5 separate regions of the Homo sapiens genome follow, and regions 1, 2, 3 and 4 are each linked to region 5. Evidence: chromatin contacts called from ENCODE Hi-C or POLR2A ChIA-PET data. All regions are on one chromosome and are shown on one strand. The core of a region is the stretch at or near the end of the contact, and the rest is flanking DNA. Distances in the headings are between cores, read along the strand shown. Region 1 holds the start of NECTIN2 (nectin cell adhesion molecule 2). Region 2 holds the start of SPHK2 (sphingosine kinase 2). Region 3 holds the start of CLPTM1 (CLPTM1 regulator of GABA type A receptor forward trafficking). Region 4 holds the start of CCDC61 (coiled-coil domain containing 61). Region 5 holds the start of TSEN34 (tRNA splicing endonuclease subunit 34).

What was found. A loop is a pair of places that touch in the nucleus more often than their neighbours do. ChIA-PET counts read pairs that join two places held with the same protein, here RNA polymerase II (POLR2A). Pooled maps may share reads with other maps.
Region 1: a pooled map shows a loop between it and region 5 (2.2-fold over the local background). The contact joins the promoter of NECTIN2 here to the promoter of TSEN34 in region 5. A Hi-C loop is called at or near these places in 1 of 50 pooled maps. POLR2A ChIA-PET finds 5 or more read pairs at or near these places in 2 of 52 experiments (Caco-2 and PC-9).
Region 2: a pooled map shows a loop between it and region 5 (15-fold over the local background). The contact joins the promoter of SPHK2 here to the promoter of TSEN34 in region 5. A Hi-C loop is called at or near these places in 1 of 168 maps with a recorded cell type or tissue (sciatic nerve) and 2 of 50 pooled maps. POLR2A ChIA-PET finds 5 or more read pairs at or near these places in 1 of 52 experiments (B cell).
Region 3: a pooled map shows a loop between it and region 5 (11-fold over the local background). The contact joins the promoter of CLPTM1 here to the promoter of TSEN34 in region 5. A Hi-C loop is called at or near these places in 2 of 50 pooled maps. POLR2A ChIA-PET finds 5 or more read pairs at or near these places in 2 of 52 experiments (CD8-positive, alpha-beta memory T cell and activated CD8-positive, alpha-beta memory T cell).
Region 4: a loop to region 5 is called in a pooled map, with 6 times the contacts of the local background. The contact joins the promoter of CCDC61 here to the promoter of TSEN34 in region 5. A Hi-C loop is called at or near these places in 1 of 50 pooled maps. POLR2A ChIA-PET finds 5 or more read pairs at or near these places in 2 of 52 experiments (H1 and OCI-LY7).

What each region holds. Positions count from the first base shown.
Region 1 is chr19:44,844,847-44,847,546 of GRCh38, forward strand. It overlaps NECTIN2 (nectin cell adhesion molecule 2), which reads left to right and starts at 1,451. Exons shown (of 9, transcript NM_001042724.2): 1 at 1,451-1,767. The coding sequence starts at 1,680. RefSeq lists silencers at 1-214, 1,082-1,131, 1,212-1,291, 1,422-1,521.
Region 2 is chr19:48,618,256-48,621,078 of GRCh38, forward strand. It overlaps SPHK2 (sphingosine kinase 2), which reads left to right and starts at 1,251. Exons shown (of 7, transcript NM_020126.5): 1 at 1,251-1,288; 2 at 2,147-2,298. The coding sequence starts at 2,260. RPL18 (ribosomal protein L18) reads right to left here and starts at 923. Exons shown (of 7, transcript NM_000979.4): 1 at 886-923. The coding sequence starts at 888. RefSeq lists enhancers at 1-394, 665-1,344, 1,505-1,594.
Region 3 is chr19:44,954,046-44,956,745 of GRCh38, forward strand. CLPTM1 (CLPTM1 regulator of GABA type A receptor forward trafficking) reads left to right here and starts at 1,335. Exons shown (of 14, transcript NM_001294.4): 1 at 1,335-1,422. The coding sequence starts at 1,351. RefSeq lists a silencer at 1,258-1,587.
Region 4 is chr19:45,993,696-45,996,725 of GRCh38, forward strand. It overlaps CCDC61 (coiled-coil domain containing 61), which reads left to right and starts at 1,772. Exons shown (of 14, transcript NM_001267723.2): 1 at 1,772-1,809. RefSeq lists enhancers at 1,130-1,319, 1,710-1,889.
Region 5 is chr19:54,190,048-54,192,909 of GRCh38, forward strand. It overlaps TSEN34 (tRNA splicing endonuclease subunit 34), which reads left to right and starts at 1,261. Exons shown (of 4, transcript NM_001077446.4): 1 at 1,261-1,560; 2 at 1,674-1,917; 3 at 2,069-2,326. The coding sequence starts at 1,318. RefSeq lists enhancers at 1-228, 2,197-2,713 and a silencer at 1,151-1,352.

The DNA.
Region 1 (2,700 bases), core at 201-2,700, 9.3 Mb before region 5:
GCGGGGAGTGACCAGGTCCGGAGGCCGGACTGGAGCCCAGCCCCACCCAGCCCGGCCGGGCCAGCGCAGCGCGGGGGCCGGTCTCTGCTGCCCCCTGGCGGGTGGCTGCGGTGAGAAGGCGGCGCGGAGCAGGTGTTGGGAGGGGAGGACCAGGGCGCGCAGGGAGGTAGGGAGGGAAGGAAGCAGAGAACAGAGCAGGGACAGAGAGACAGCGAGAGAGACTCGCACGCAGAGACAAGAGACGCCGAGAGGGAGACACAGAGAAAGAGACAGGGACAGAGAGACACAGATAGAGACAGAGAGAGACACACGGAGAGACAGAGACAGAGAAGCACAGAGATAGAGAGGCACAGAGATAGAGACAGAGAAACACAGAGACAGAGAGGCACACAGAGACAGAGAGGCACAGAGACAGGCCGATAGAGACAGAGATACACAGAAATAGAGACAGAGACAGAGAGGCACACAGATAGAGACAGAGAGACACAGAGACAGAGTCAAAGGATGGAAAGAGACATGGGGACCAAGTGACCCAGAAACAGTGACAGACAGGCCGGGCTTGGTGGCTCACGCCTGTAATCCCAGCATCTTGGGAGGCCGAGCCGGGAGGATCGCTTGAGGCCAGCCTCAGCAACATAGTGAGACCCCGCCGCCCCCCCGCCCCGTCTCTTTTATTGAAATAAAGAAACAGTGACTGACAAAGGAAGACCAGAAACAGAGCGACACCGAAGCATGAGGACGGAAAGACCCAGAGAGGCAGAAATACAGGGACAGAGAGGAAGACCCAAAGAGAGTGAGAGAGACACAAAGACACGTAAGAGAGACAGAGAAATCCAGAAAGAAACGAGTGCAGCGACACCTAGAGTTCGGGGCAGAGATTAGAAACGCACGAGGGTACGAGAAACAGGCTCAGGGCGATGGGCTCGACCTGCGGGGAGGTCGCACAACCGGGACGTGCTGGGGGCAGAACCGTAAAGCCCCACGTGCCTCAGGCAACTGTGATGAGAGGACCCGGGCAGGCAGGAAAGGGCAGGATTCGAACTGTGGGTGGGACAGAGGCCAGGACGGACTGAGCTAAGAGACCGAGAGAACTCCGGCTAGGGCGAGGGGCGGGGCTGGTGGAGGCGGGGCTGGTGGGGGCGGAGTCGGCCGGAAGGGCCGAAAGGGGCGTGGCAAGACCTTGGCGAGGCGGCCGGTAGGCAGGGGGCGGGGCGTGGGAACTACTCGGGAGCAGAGGGGGCGTGGCTAGACCTTAGGGGGCGTGGTTTAACGCCGGGAGCGAAGGAGACAGAATTCTTTGGCAGGGGCGACCTTAGAATCCTGGGGAGGAGCGAGAATGGAATCCCGGGGAGGAACAGGGGTGGAATCCGGGGGGCGGGGTCAGAACGCCAGGAGGGGGCGGGGCCGGAGCCAGGGTCGGCTTGACTCGGGGGAGCAGCGGGTGGATCCTGTGACGTCAGCGGGTTCGAACCGCCGGAGCTGAGCGAGAGGCCGGGGGTGCCGAGCCGGGCGGGGAGAGCTGGGCCGGGAGAGCAGAACAGGGAGGCTAGAGCGCAGCGGGAACCGGCCCGGAGCCGGAGCCGGAGCCCCACAGGCACCTACTAAACCGCCCAGCCGATCGGCCCCCACAGAGTGGCCCGCGGGCCTCCGGCCGGGCCCAGTCCCCTCCCGGGCCCTCCATGGCCCGGGCCGCTGCCCTCCTGCCGTCGAGATCGCCGCCGACGCCGCTGCTGTGGCCGCTGCTGCTGCTGCTGCTCCTGGAAACCGGTGAGACGAGCGGACGGCCCCCTGCCCTCGCGCGGACCCCCTCCAACCTTACCTTCCGAGCTGGGGAAGCCGAGCACCTTCCCCGCCCACCCCCGGCTCCCCGAGCCCCCTCTCGCGTGCCCCCTTCCTGGCTGGCCCCACAGACTCCGACCCCCTACACGTCCGATTCTCTCGAGGAGACTCTGACCCCTCCTTTCTGCATCTCTCTCACCACCACCCCCATCCTTCTTAATCCAATTGCCCATCCTACGCCTGCTTGTCTGTCCCCCTCCCCATTTCTCGGATTCCCGCGCCGAAAGGGTTAAATCCCAGGAAGGCCTGGTGCCCCCTCCCCACCCCGCGCCGAGTAGTTCACCCGGATCTGGGTCTCTGTCTCCTCTACCCCTCTCAGGAATGTGGGGAATGTTCCCCCCACCTACCGCAGTAAGGTCTCGAGGAAGAGGCGAGACCACCTCCCTCCCCTATTTTTCCTTCTTCCCGGCTTGGGCGTCTGAGGCCCGGAGAGAACTGAGGACAAGCGGACCTGATTCGGGTCCCTTGGAGGGCTAAGGATAAGAGTTCTGGCGACTTAGGGGGAAGGGCCTGAGCTCGGAGCTCCAACCCCGAACCTCAGGGAGTTGGGGGTTCTGACTCCGTGGACTCCAGAAAAATTAGGGGCCGGGGGCTCCGTCTTCAGGGTCCCTGGTAGAATGGAGGCTAGGCGCTAAGTCTAACTGGGATCTAGGTAAAACTGGGGGCGAGAGAGGATCAAACTTGTAGCTTCTGGATTTAATTGTGGGCAGGGGGCTTCGTTTTCAGGGTTCCCGGCAGAACCGGGGGACAGGAGACTCGATCTCGTGGGCTTCAGACTTAATTGTAGGCAGAGGAACGTCTTCTGAGATCCAAACAGAAGTGCGAGCAGCGGGCCCCGTCTCTTGGGCTCCAGATATGATC
Region 2 (2,823 bases), core at 1-2,500, 5.6 Mb before region 5:
CTAGCAATACTACTAGAACCACCTCTCCTACAGCATCAGTCAATCCAACAACCCTTACCAAATAGTGTCTTTTTAAAACATCGTTTTTAAAGTGGAGACAGGGTCTCACAATATTGGCCAGGCTGGTCTTGATCTCCTGGGCAAGGAATCCTCCCGCCTCGGCCTCCCAAAGTGCTAGGATAACAAGCGTGAGCCGCCTCGCCAGGCTCCTACCGCCCTGCTGCCTTTCTGAGCAACTTAAGTTTTTCAGACTGTGTTGACAATTACAAGAACTATTTAATAGCTCCACTTATGCAGCACTTACTGTGTGCAAAACCCCGTGATGAGCATCTCCTGTGAATTATTTCTTCCCAAATTCACAAACTTGTCAGATGAGATTACTGTGTACCCAACGAACAGCCAGACACTGGGGCAAAGGCTCAAAAACCATCACAAGGTGGGAAGGGGCCTGAGACTCAGAGACCTGCCTGGTCCCCAAATCCAGTTATTCGGCTCTCGATCCTCTCACCCGCCGCGGCCCCCATCGAACCCGACTTTTCATACTAGAAAGTGACAGGTCCAGATAAAGGCAGCAAAGCCAAATAACTAAGAGTGGCTGCGGGTCCAGCCACCTGGGTCGGAATCCTGGCTCTGCCACTTCCTGGCTTTGTAAACCCAGTCATATCAGCCTCCGAGTACCTCCACTTGGTCATCTACTAAGTGGGGGCGGTAGGCTATGACTGACCCATCCCTGCTTTCCTGGCCCCCAGAGTAGGTCCCCAGTATCGGGAATTGCTCCCTCCGGGCAGCCGCAGACCCCCTGCCGCCCTCCAGCGTGCCCCTAGCCCAAAACCACGGCGGATGGCAGCGGATTATCCAGCCCCGAACGCCGCAAAGCGAGCTCACCATGATGGCGCCTCCTGCTCGGCCAGGTCCGGAAAGAGAGAACGGGCTGGGGTGGGCGGGGAAAGCCTCAAGCGAGTGGCGCCGCCGTGACGTCACATGGGTGCGACGCGGCGCTCTACCACGATCCGGACTTCTCTGTGGTGAGTTGGACGACTGACTAGCCGGGCGATAACGGCAGAGAGCATAGAGCGCAGGAACAAGCGCAACGTCCAAGAGGGAAGGGCCAGCACGTCGGGGGCCTCTCTGGCCCTACCCAGGCCGTGTTCTCGATAGCTTTCCGGAAGAAAGGGATCTGGGAGCGAGATGCGTGTAGCTAGCACGATGCGTCGCGCGGTGACGCTCTGGCCCGACGCCGACGGCCTCTCAGTGGCTCCCGGAGGACCCGGCGGGCCCAGTGTTGGAGGTGAGGAGGCGGGGCTGGCAGGGCTAGTCGGGGCATCTGGAAATTTCCGACCCCACGCTTCGGGCGTTTCCTTATCAGGTTCACCGCTCCCTGATCTCGCGCTGCACTTCGTAGGCGCAGCCGCTGCTTGGGAAGTCCTACTTAAGGTCTAACCCGAGATGATCTTGCTGCACCTCAATCTATAGCATCCTGTATTCCCATCCTTTGAGTTCCGCTTCTCCTTCTCCCCCGGCCCCTAGATGGCCCTTCCCTGACCTAGAAAGAGGGAGACAGAGTTTCATAGGGGAGGCAAAATGGAGACTCCGTGGCTTGGGGGTGGGGGGAATGGAGGCCCAAAGGGTAGGAAGGAGACCTAGAAAGAGGGGTGAGATGGAGACCCAGGGAGAAGTAGTGGCAAAGAAAGATGGTGAGATGGGGCCTTGCAAGGCTATAACCAAATTCAAATCCTGGCTCTGCTAGTTACTAATGGGGTGATTGGGCAAGTCATTTAACCTCTCTGTGATCTTGGGAAAATCACTTAACTTCTTTGGGCCTTACTCTCCTTATGGACAAAAAGGGGATGACAACAGGCCTGGCACACAGGGGTGTTTTTCAGGATTATGAAAGTTAATAAAACTGCTGAGGTCAATATTTTGCACATAATAAGTGCTCAATAAAAATTAGCCTTCACTCCTATTATAGCATACATATTGTGTGCAACCAGATGGACTGGCTGGGGCAGTGATTAAAATGACTTATCTACTCTTCCCCCCACCCGCCAGGGAGGCCCCTGCCTCTTGGTTCTCAGGCACATTGAGCCTGGAAGGGCCTCCTGCAGTTGGCTGTCAATGCTGCTCCTCACTTACCTCTCCTCCACAGAGCTGAAGGTCAGGCCAGGACAGTGAGACCTGACTCCTTGCTCCTACCAGCCTACTATGGCTTAAGACCCAGGGCCAGGGTCCCGTTGATGTAACAGAGCAGAGGACCAGCAGATGAATGGACACCTTGAAGCAGAGGAGCAGCAGGACCAGGTAAGGGACCATCTAAAAGCCAAGATCCTCATACTGTGGAAAGACAAAATCTGAAGCTTTTCTTTAAAAAAAAAAAAAAAAAATTGGAGGCCAGGCGTGGTAGCTCAAGCTTGTAATCCCAGCACTCTGGGAGGCCAAGGCCTGCGGATCACCTGAGGCCAGGAGTTCGAGATCAGCCTGGCCAACATGGTGAAACCCCATCTCTACTAAAAATACAAAAATTAGCCAGGCATGGTGATGCGCACCTGTAATCCCAGCTACTCGGGAGACTGAGGCAGGAGAATCATTTGAACCCGGGAGGCAGAGGTTGCAGTGAGCCGAGATCGCGCTGCACTCCAGCCTGGGTGACAGAGTGAGACTCCGTCTCAAAAAAAAAAAAGAAAAAACAGGGTCTCACTCTTGCCCAGGCTGGAAAGCAGTGGCACAATCACAGCCTACTGCAGCTGCAACCTCCTGGGCTAAAGTGATCTTCCCACCTCAGCTTCCCAAGTAGCCTCCACCATGGCTGGCTAATTTTTTTATTTT
Region 3 (2,700 bases), core at 85-2,584, 9.2 Mb before region 5:
GTACGATTATATCCCTGGTTTATAAAAGGGGAGAAACTGAGGCTCAAACATAGATGTCACTTGTCACCAGCCTGGCCAACACGGTGAAACTCCGTCTCTACTTACAAAAAAAAAAAAAAAATGGGAGGCTGACGCAGGAGAATTGCTTGAATCCGGGAGGCAGAGGTTGCAGTGAGCCGAGATCGCGCCACTGCACTCCAGCCTGGGTGACAGAGCGAGACTCCGTCTCAAAAAAAAAAAAAAAATTAGCCAGGAGTGGTGGCGTGCTCCTGTAATCCCAGCTACTCGGGAGGCCGAGGATGCAGTGAGCCGAGGTTGCAGTGAGCCGAGATCGCGCCATTGCACTCCAGCCTGGGGGAGAGTGAGGCTCCGTCTAAAAAAGAAAAAAAAAGAGAGAGAGAGACGTCACTTGTCCAGGATATCTTATCCAGTCAGTAGCACCACAAGGGTTAGAACCCTGGCCAGACATCCACCCAATTTCACGGGTGAACAGTTAACAGCCTCTGAGAGTCTTGTCCTCTCTGGGCCTCCGTAACACCCTCTCCAAACTAAGGGTCTCTCAGCAGATGGCCGGGTTTAGAGCTGTACGAAGACACACAGCTAATGAAAAATTGTGGAATTCTCAGAGCCCGTGAAGCCTAGCCCACGGATGCGAGGTTTGGACCACTGAGGGAACGCGCATGCGTGCTAGGCAGGGCAGTCCGAAGGCTTGGGGGTGTATCATAGGGTCTCATCGGAGGTTTGTTGGCCGTAAGACCCCTGGAATTGGAACTCTAAAAACACAGAAAGGATATGAGCTCAGGAGACTTGAACGAAAGAGTTGTCTTAGGAAGAGGGGTCAGAAGACAAGGGTGCTGGGCAAAAGGCTAGTTCTTCGAATCAGAATACGGTGGCCAGAAAGGTTCCTCTGACGAAAGAGGGGCGTGGTTCGAAGCCGTACAGTGGCCGGTAAAGCTCAAGAAACATGGAACGAAAAGGACGCGAAGAATCGGCAGGGAGAAGCGGACAGGATGTCCCGAAAGGCTCATATAACCGAAAAGGCGGGTTAATGTGAAGGGACGGAAGGGACAGAACTTGCGGGAGGCACATGCTGGCCGAGAAAGTCCTGGAGTTCGGAGCATACAGTGTTTTTATTAGGTGGAAACAAACGGGCTGGGAGAAAGACGAGTACGGTGGCCAGGTTGGTCCTTCCATAGCCGGAAGTGGCCTTCCTGAGAGGCGTGGCTGCGGCACTCTTGCCGGATAGGGTGGCCCGGCGGGGCTAGGAAAGCGTGAAATCTCGCGCGATTGCGCTGCGAAGTCGGGGACGGGGCGGGGCTGGCGGCGGGGGCGGGGACCCGGAGCGGGAAGATGGCGGCGGCGCAGGAGGCGGACGGGGCCCGCAGCGCCGTGGTGGCGGCCGGGGGAGGCAGCTCCGGTCAGGTACGGAGGCCGAGAGGGGACTGAGGGGGTTCTTCCCCAGCCGGGGGGCCTCCCACGGGGCGTGTCCTACCTCTTGTCACGGAATCCCGTGCACTGGGGGCTCCTTGGCCAGAGGGACCTTGAATACCCGGCCCAGGCAGGGCCGGACCGCCCGGGAGGCCGGACGGTGCCGGGAACAGGGCCCTGTTGCGGGTCGGTTCCCCTGCACGCTCGAGCCGGGCGGCCACCAGGCTCATTGCTCGATCCGGGGAGACAGTGGCTCGGAGGGGCGCAGGCTTGTACCTTGGCGCGCTGGGTTCTCAACTCCGCGATTCCATGCTCTGAGGCCGTTCCTAGAGTGGTCTGGCGTTCAGGTCTCGTTGTAGTGTTTGAGGTGTGCGCAGTGATTAATTGGGAGTTTTCTAGCTGTGGGGAAGTCAGTATTAGCAGGGCACGGCCGACAGACCCATTTTACAGACGGGAATTCAAGGAACAGTGAGACTAAGGCGCTTCTAGAAGGTCATCCTGGTTAGGTTTGTAACTTTATGTAGAAGTTACAAGACACTGCTGACACAGGGACTGGTATGGTTGTGGTTTTAATGTAAAATAGTTCTATGGGTTAATTAGTCCTGGTGCGGATGACTTCTGCCCCACTGCTGTCTTAACACACTGCAGAGCATACCATTTCAGGCAGCTACCGTTCAGGCATTTGGGGAATAGATGGAGAGACATGAAGGTGCTGTCGACCCACCCACTGGGATGTCACTGACATGTGGGAGGCAGCTCAGGGGAAAGGAGTGCGGGTTGAGAGGGGAGAATGAAGCTGACTCTCTGTGTGACCTTGGGCAAGTTCCTTTCCCTCTTTAGGCCTTTATCTCTCCCGTGTTAAATGCAGAGGTTGGACAGGAGGGCCAGCCATATCCCTGCTGTCAGGGGACGAAGAGAGGAGACTGACATGTAAACAGTTGTAATCCTGAATGATTAGGTTGGTGACAAAAGTCTGTGTCAGGGACTGGGGGAGCCCAGAGAAAGAGCAAGTGGTATCACTTGGGTAGGACACATGGATGAAATTTGTGTGATAGAGCCCACTGTATCTGCTCTGAATCTTTTCAGCATTCTCAGCCAGGGCCTGGCTTCAGGGACAGCTTAGGAAATGTTTGTTGAGTTAGTGCTGGAATGAAGGCTCAGTTCCTGTCTTCAAGGGTTTCCCAGTCTTGCTGAAAGGAGGTCGTTTCCCCTCTGGGTTTCTGTTGATTATTGGGTTGATGGTGGCTTGAGAGACCAGGGCCCAGGTTGTTC
Region 4 (3,030 bases), core at 522-3,021, 8.2 Mb before region 5:
GTAACAGAAATGTCAGGAATTGAAAGGAAGCCTGCGCGGTGGCTCACACCTGTAATCCCAGCATTTTGGGAGGCTGAGGTGGGAGGACTGCTTGAACTCAGGAGTTCGAGACCAGCCTGGGCAACATAGTGAAACCCCATGTGTACTAAAAATAAATTAAAAAAAAATTAGCCAGATGTGATGGCGTGTGCCTGTAGTACCAGCTACCTGGGAGGGTAAGGCAGGAGGATCACTTCAGCTCAGGAGTTCAAGGCTGCAGTGAGCCATGAACATGCCACTGCACTCCAGCCCAGCGATGAAGCGAGACCCTGTCTCAGCAAACAAAGAAACCAACAAACAAAAAATTGAAAGTATTGAGCCAGAAGTTAGTCTGTGGAAACATTTTCCAAAACATAGTTAACATGTGAATGAAACTTTATGAAAGTTTTTCTTTTTTTTTTTTTGGAGGTGGCATCTCACTCTGTTGCCCAGGCTGGCGTGCAGTGGCACGATCTTGGCTCACTGCAACCTCCGCCTCCCGAGTTCAAGTGATTCTCCTGCCTCAGCCTCCTGAGTAGCTGGGATTACAGGCGTCCGCTACTGCGCCCAGCTAATTTTTTATATTTTTAGTAGAGACAGGGTTTCACCAGGTGGTTCAGGCTGGTCTCGAACTCCTGACCTCGTGATTCCCAAAGTGCTGGGATTACAGGTGTGAGCCACCGCGCCTGGCCAGAAGTTTTTCTAGATTTCCAAAAGACTTCAATAACATCACCAATACTGATTTGTGAAGCTGAAACTTGTTCTAAATTATAATGAATTTTTAAAAAGTTCCATCAACCACGCTAGAGGAAAGATAACTTACTTTTCTCTTTGTAGACAAGGATATTGTGAAACATGCAGCTGAAAAAGTAGGAAACATCACAGAGGTGTGTCAGGCAGAAAATTAATAAAAACATTACGTTATCCTTTGGGATTTTGCAATGTTTGTGGTATTTGGCTCTTTTAAATATGTAATTTGTTATTATTTCATATTCTAAGTAAACTTTCATGTCAGTTTTTTTTTTTCTTTAAACTTTATTTTCCTTTCTTAAAGAGGTCCCTCCTCCCCCATCCCCGCGCTCAATTCCTTTAGCTGGATCCTTCCAGTTCATGACTGATCGGTTTAAAATATGGGTCGTTCAAAAGCCGTGTGAACCCGGGCTAGTGGCTATACCTCTCTGAGACTGTTTTCTTAGTGGTAAAATGGAAATCATAATAACTTTGCAGGGCTGTTATAAAGTTTAAATAAGCCAAGTCCTGCAAAATGCTTAGTGCAGGTTTGGAATGCACCAAGCGATGACAAATCTCAACCTGTCTTTATGCTGAGACCACTCCCCAGTTTCCGGAGCCGCGGCCACTATCTCCCCATGCGCATGCACACCCGGCTCTCCCTTCCAGGCCCTCCCCACCACGTGGGCGCGGCCTACCCTCCCGCAGGGGGTAATAGGTGGAGTCAAGGGGCTACTTCCGGGATTCTTTCCCTTCCACTCTGGGGAACAACCTTTTTGTATGACTGGCAGCATTATTAGCCAGTAGTGATTAGAGAAGAGCCCGACGTTAGGTGCCTCCCCCAACCCATTTGGGACAGCCTCTTCTTAGTTAGCCAATTGGAAGTTTTGGAGGGCGGGTTCTCCTCTGGGGGAGGGACAGAGTGATGGGCGTCTCTTTTGGCTAATGGAAACTTGGCTGCTGGTAAGCTGTGACCAATCAGAAGCGAGAACGCCGGATCCTGGGGCGGGGCTGGAGCTTCGTCAGTTGAACCGCTCGCGAGGAGGGTTGCTAGTGGAGAAGGTGAGAGGCCGCGGGAGTGGCGGTTGCGCGGGCCGTGGTGGAGGTCTTAGGTGGAGGGGAAGGGGCTTCTCTCGGGGGAGAGTGGGCTGCGGTGGGCAGCTGACCTGGCCTTGTAGGAATCGGGAGGGAGGGTGCCCTTTAACAAGGGTAGGCGCTTGATTGAGGGGTTGTGAGGCTGAGCGCAGCATGTGAGTTGGGGGTGATCTGTATATCGCAGGAGGGTCTTCAATGGGGAAAGTTGTAAAGCAGGAGACAGCAGATGGTAAAATATAGAGACGTCCTTGGAATGCAGCGTGGCGATTTAGTAGGAGGTTTTAAGGCAGAGGGTTATTACAGCGCACTATGCTTTACAAGCTTTGATTTGGGTGAAAGTCGTGGGAAGAAGCAATATTGAGGAAGGGAGGGAAGGAGACCTCCAGGGATGAGCATGTACTTTAAAGAGATGTGAAGCCCTATTATGCCTGTGGCGTTTGCTATGTGCTGTGCACCTGCCAAGTGTTTTAGGTGAATTAACTCTTAAACTTACTCTACTGATGGTTAAGAATGTGGGCTCTGGCGTCGGGTTGAATCCCGAATTTGAATCCTGGCTCTGCCACTGATCATTACTGTGGCTTTGGGCCAGTTGTTTAACCCTTCTGTGCCTCAGCTTCATCATCAGTAGAATGACATCATCTCTGTCTATACCATTGGCTAGCTTCACCCTCTTTATCTAATGAGAACTCCCACGTGTGTATTTCCAGCCTGGATCTCTGCCCTGAACTCCAGACTCATATCATGGCCGACTCTTCTCTCTTTGGAAGTTCATCTGACATTCAGACATAAACTTGTCCCAAACCAATCTTGCGATTTCTTCCTTTCAACCTCCAAACCCAGTTGATGGGACATTCATCCTGCCAGGTACTAAGATCAAGAAGCTTGGAGTGTTCTTTTTTTTTTTTTTTTGAGACAGAGTTTCGCTCTTGTAGCCCAGGCTGGAGTGCAATGGCGCGATCTTGGCTCACTGAAACCTCCACTTCCCAGATTCAAGGGAATTACAGGCGCCCGCCACCACACCCAGCTAATTGTTTGTATTTTTAGTAGAGAAGGGGTTTCACTATGTTGGCCAGGTTGGTCTTGAACTCGTGACCTCAGGTGATCCACCCGCCTCAGCCTCCCAAAGTGTTGGGATTACAGGCGTGAGCCACCGTGCCTGGCTAGCTTGGAGTCTTCTTCACTTCTCCC
Region 5 (2,862 bases), core at 11-2,510:
AAAGCGACTTGCCCTCAAAGGGGCGGAACCCCGAGGGCCGGCGTGCGCCTACGGGACCGGGCCAGGATGACGATCCTCAAGTTCCCAAGTAGAGGAGAGGAAGCGGCAGAGGGAGGTGCGCTCAGTGGGGCGGAGCCAAGGTGGCCCCCGCGGGAGGAGGGCGGGGCTTCGGTCCTGCGAGGGGCGGGACCTGACTTCCCGCGGCGCTGATGGGGCGGGATGACGAAGTTGACGAGGGTGTCGGCATGAGGGGGTGGAGCAAGGAGCGCGTGGCGCGGTGCGCAGTGGGTGGCTCCACCTCGACTGCGAATTACTGTTTATGAGGTGACTCGCTGGTTCTATCGGTGGACAGTGGGACATTCTGAAGGGAGGCAAGGAGGCGGACTGAGCGCTCCCAATTGGGGTGAGCCCGCCCGAGCGGAGAGTGGACGGCGGGTGTCCAGGGGGCGGGGCTTTCGGCTGTGGGGTTCGGTCGTAGGGCGGGAACTCCCCAACTGGGGTGCGCTGGCGCTCGGAGGGGGCGGGGCCACAGGCCGCGAGGCTGCCGGGAGCCGATGACGCCCGAACGCCGAACCTATTGCGTCCGGGAGGAGGCGGGGCTACGGATTCGGCCGAGCCGAGAACACCCGAACGTCAAATTGCTGGCGTTCGAGAAGGGGGCGGGGCTGCGGATTCGGTGGAGCCGAGGACGCCCGAACGCCGAACTTCCTGTGCTCGGGAGGGGGCAGGGTTTTGTACTGTGGGAGTCTGAGAGCGAGGAGGTCCGAAAGCCGAATCACAGTCGTTCGGAAAGAGGAGGAGCGAAGGCTCGAGCGTCCGGAAGAGGGTGTGGCCTCGGCGGTGCCTTAGCCTCCAGAGCTTCTGACCGCTGACGGGAACACCCGAAGGGGGACGCCCACTTTGCAAGAGGGTGGTGCCAAAATGGACCTTTGTAAGGGGGCGTGTCGCCGCGCTTGCGGAGGTTTGTTTTTCACGCTCCAAGGCGCAATGGTAGGTACGGCAGTGCGGGCACAGAGCGGGTGCCGACCGCAGGGTCACAAGGGTAGAGCGGGACCCTGGGGGCTTGGCGAGGGGAGAGGGTCGGGGGCTTGTCTCCGGCGTCTCGTCTCCGGCGGCCGCGAGGCCTGGTGGGATCGCCCGGGGGCGGGGCCTGGCGCTCGGGCCCAGCAGGTGGTGAACGGCGGCTGAGCGAGGCCCCGCCCCCTGAGGCCTAGGGGCGGGGCTTCGCCGAGACCCCGGAGGCTTTGGGTGCGCTGCAGCGGTCCGCGGCGCGCAGCTGTTTCGGTAACTGCTTTGCCTCCCGGCTCCCGCAGGAGGATGCTGGTGGTGGAGGTGGCGAACGGCCGCTCCCTGGTGTGGGGAGCCGAGGCGGTGCAGGCCCTCCGGGAGCGCCTGGGTGTGGGGGGCCGCACGGTAGGCGCCCTGCCCCGCGGGCCCCGCCAGAACTCGCGCCTGGGCCTCCCGCTGCTGCTGATGCCCGAAGAGGCGCGGCTCTTGGCCGAGATCGGCGCCGTGACTCTGGTCAGCGCCCCGCGTCCAGACTCTCGGCACCACAGCCTGGTAAGGGGGCGGGGCTCGAACTCGGGTTCGGTGGGAGCGGGACCTGGGAGTCAAGTTTCCTGGCTTCTGAAGGGACCATAAGCTTGGAGGTTCCAGCGAAGTGTGCTTCTCAGGCCCTGACATCCTTCAAGCGCCAGCAAGAGGAGAGCTTCCAGGAGCAGAGCGCCTTGGCAGCTGAGGCCCGGGAGACCCGTCGTCAGGAGCTCCTGGAGAAGATTACGGAGGGCCAGGCTGCTAAGAAGCAGAAACTAGAACAGGCTTCAGGGGCCAGCTCAAGCCAGGAGGCCGGCTCGAGCCAGGCTGCCAAAGAGGATGAGACCAGTGATGGCCAGGCTTCGGGAGAGCAGGAGGAAGCTGGTGAGCATGGGAGGTGGAGTCCAGGGACCACGGGAAGGAGAGGAGAGATCTTTTAGGAATTTTAGCTGGGAATCCAGTGCCTGGGTCTCCCTGAGGGTGAGAAGACTTTACCCCTTGAATTTACCAAACTCTTCTCTGTACTCCCCACCAGGCCCCTCGTCTTCCCAAGCAGGACCCTCAAATGGGGTAGCCCCCTTGCCCAGATCTGCTCTCCTTGTCCAGCTGGCCACTGCCAGGCCTCGACCGGTCAAGGCCAGGCCCCTGGACTGGCGTGTCCAGTCTAAAGACTGGCCCCACGCCGGCCGCCCTGCCCACGAGCTGCGCTACAGTATCTACAGAGACCTGTGGGAGCGAGGCTTCTTCCTCAGTGCGGCTGGCAAGTTCGGAGGTGACTTCCTGGTCTATCCTGGTGAGTATGGGTTGGGGCCTCTGGTTGCTGTGCCTTTCCATACGATCCCAATGTATTCTGCGTTTTTCTTTTTTTTTTTTTTTGTCTTAATAGAGGTGGGGTCTCTTGTTGCTTAGGCTGGTCCCTATTCCTGGGCTCAAGCAATCCTTCCACCTCGGCCCCCCAAAGTGCTGGAATTATAGGCCCAGCTGCATTTTTCTTTTTTGTCTCACTTTCTCTTAGCCTCTGAAATTCATAGACAGACAGGAAACATTTGGGAGCTCCCGAACTCATTGGGCAAGCAGTTTAACGACTTTTATTAAATGATTACTGTGATCCAGAAGATTCACTTAGAAGTAGTTAGACATCAGGCTGGGCGCAATGGCTCACGCCTGTAATCCCAACACTTTGGGAGGCCAAGACAGGTGGATCACCTGAGGTCAGGAGTTTGATACCAGTCTGGCCAACATGGTGAAACCCCATCTCTACTAAAAATACTAAAACTAACTGGGCGTGGTGGTGGGTGCCTGTATTTCCAGCTACTCGGGAGGCTGAAG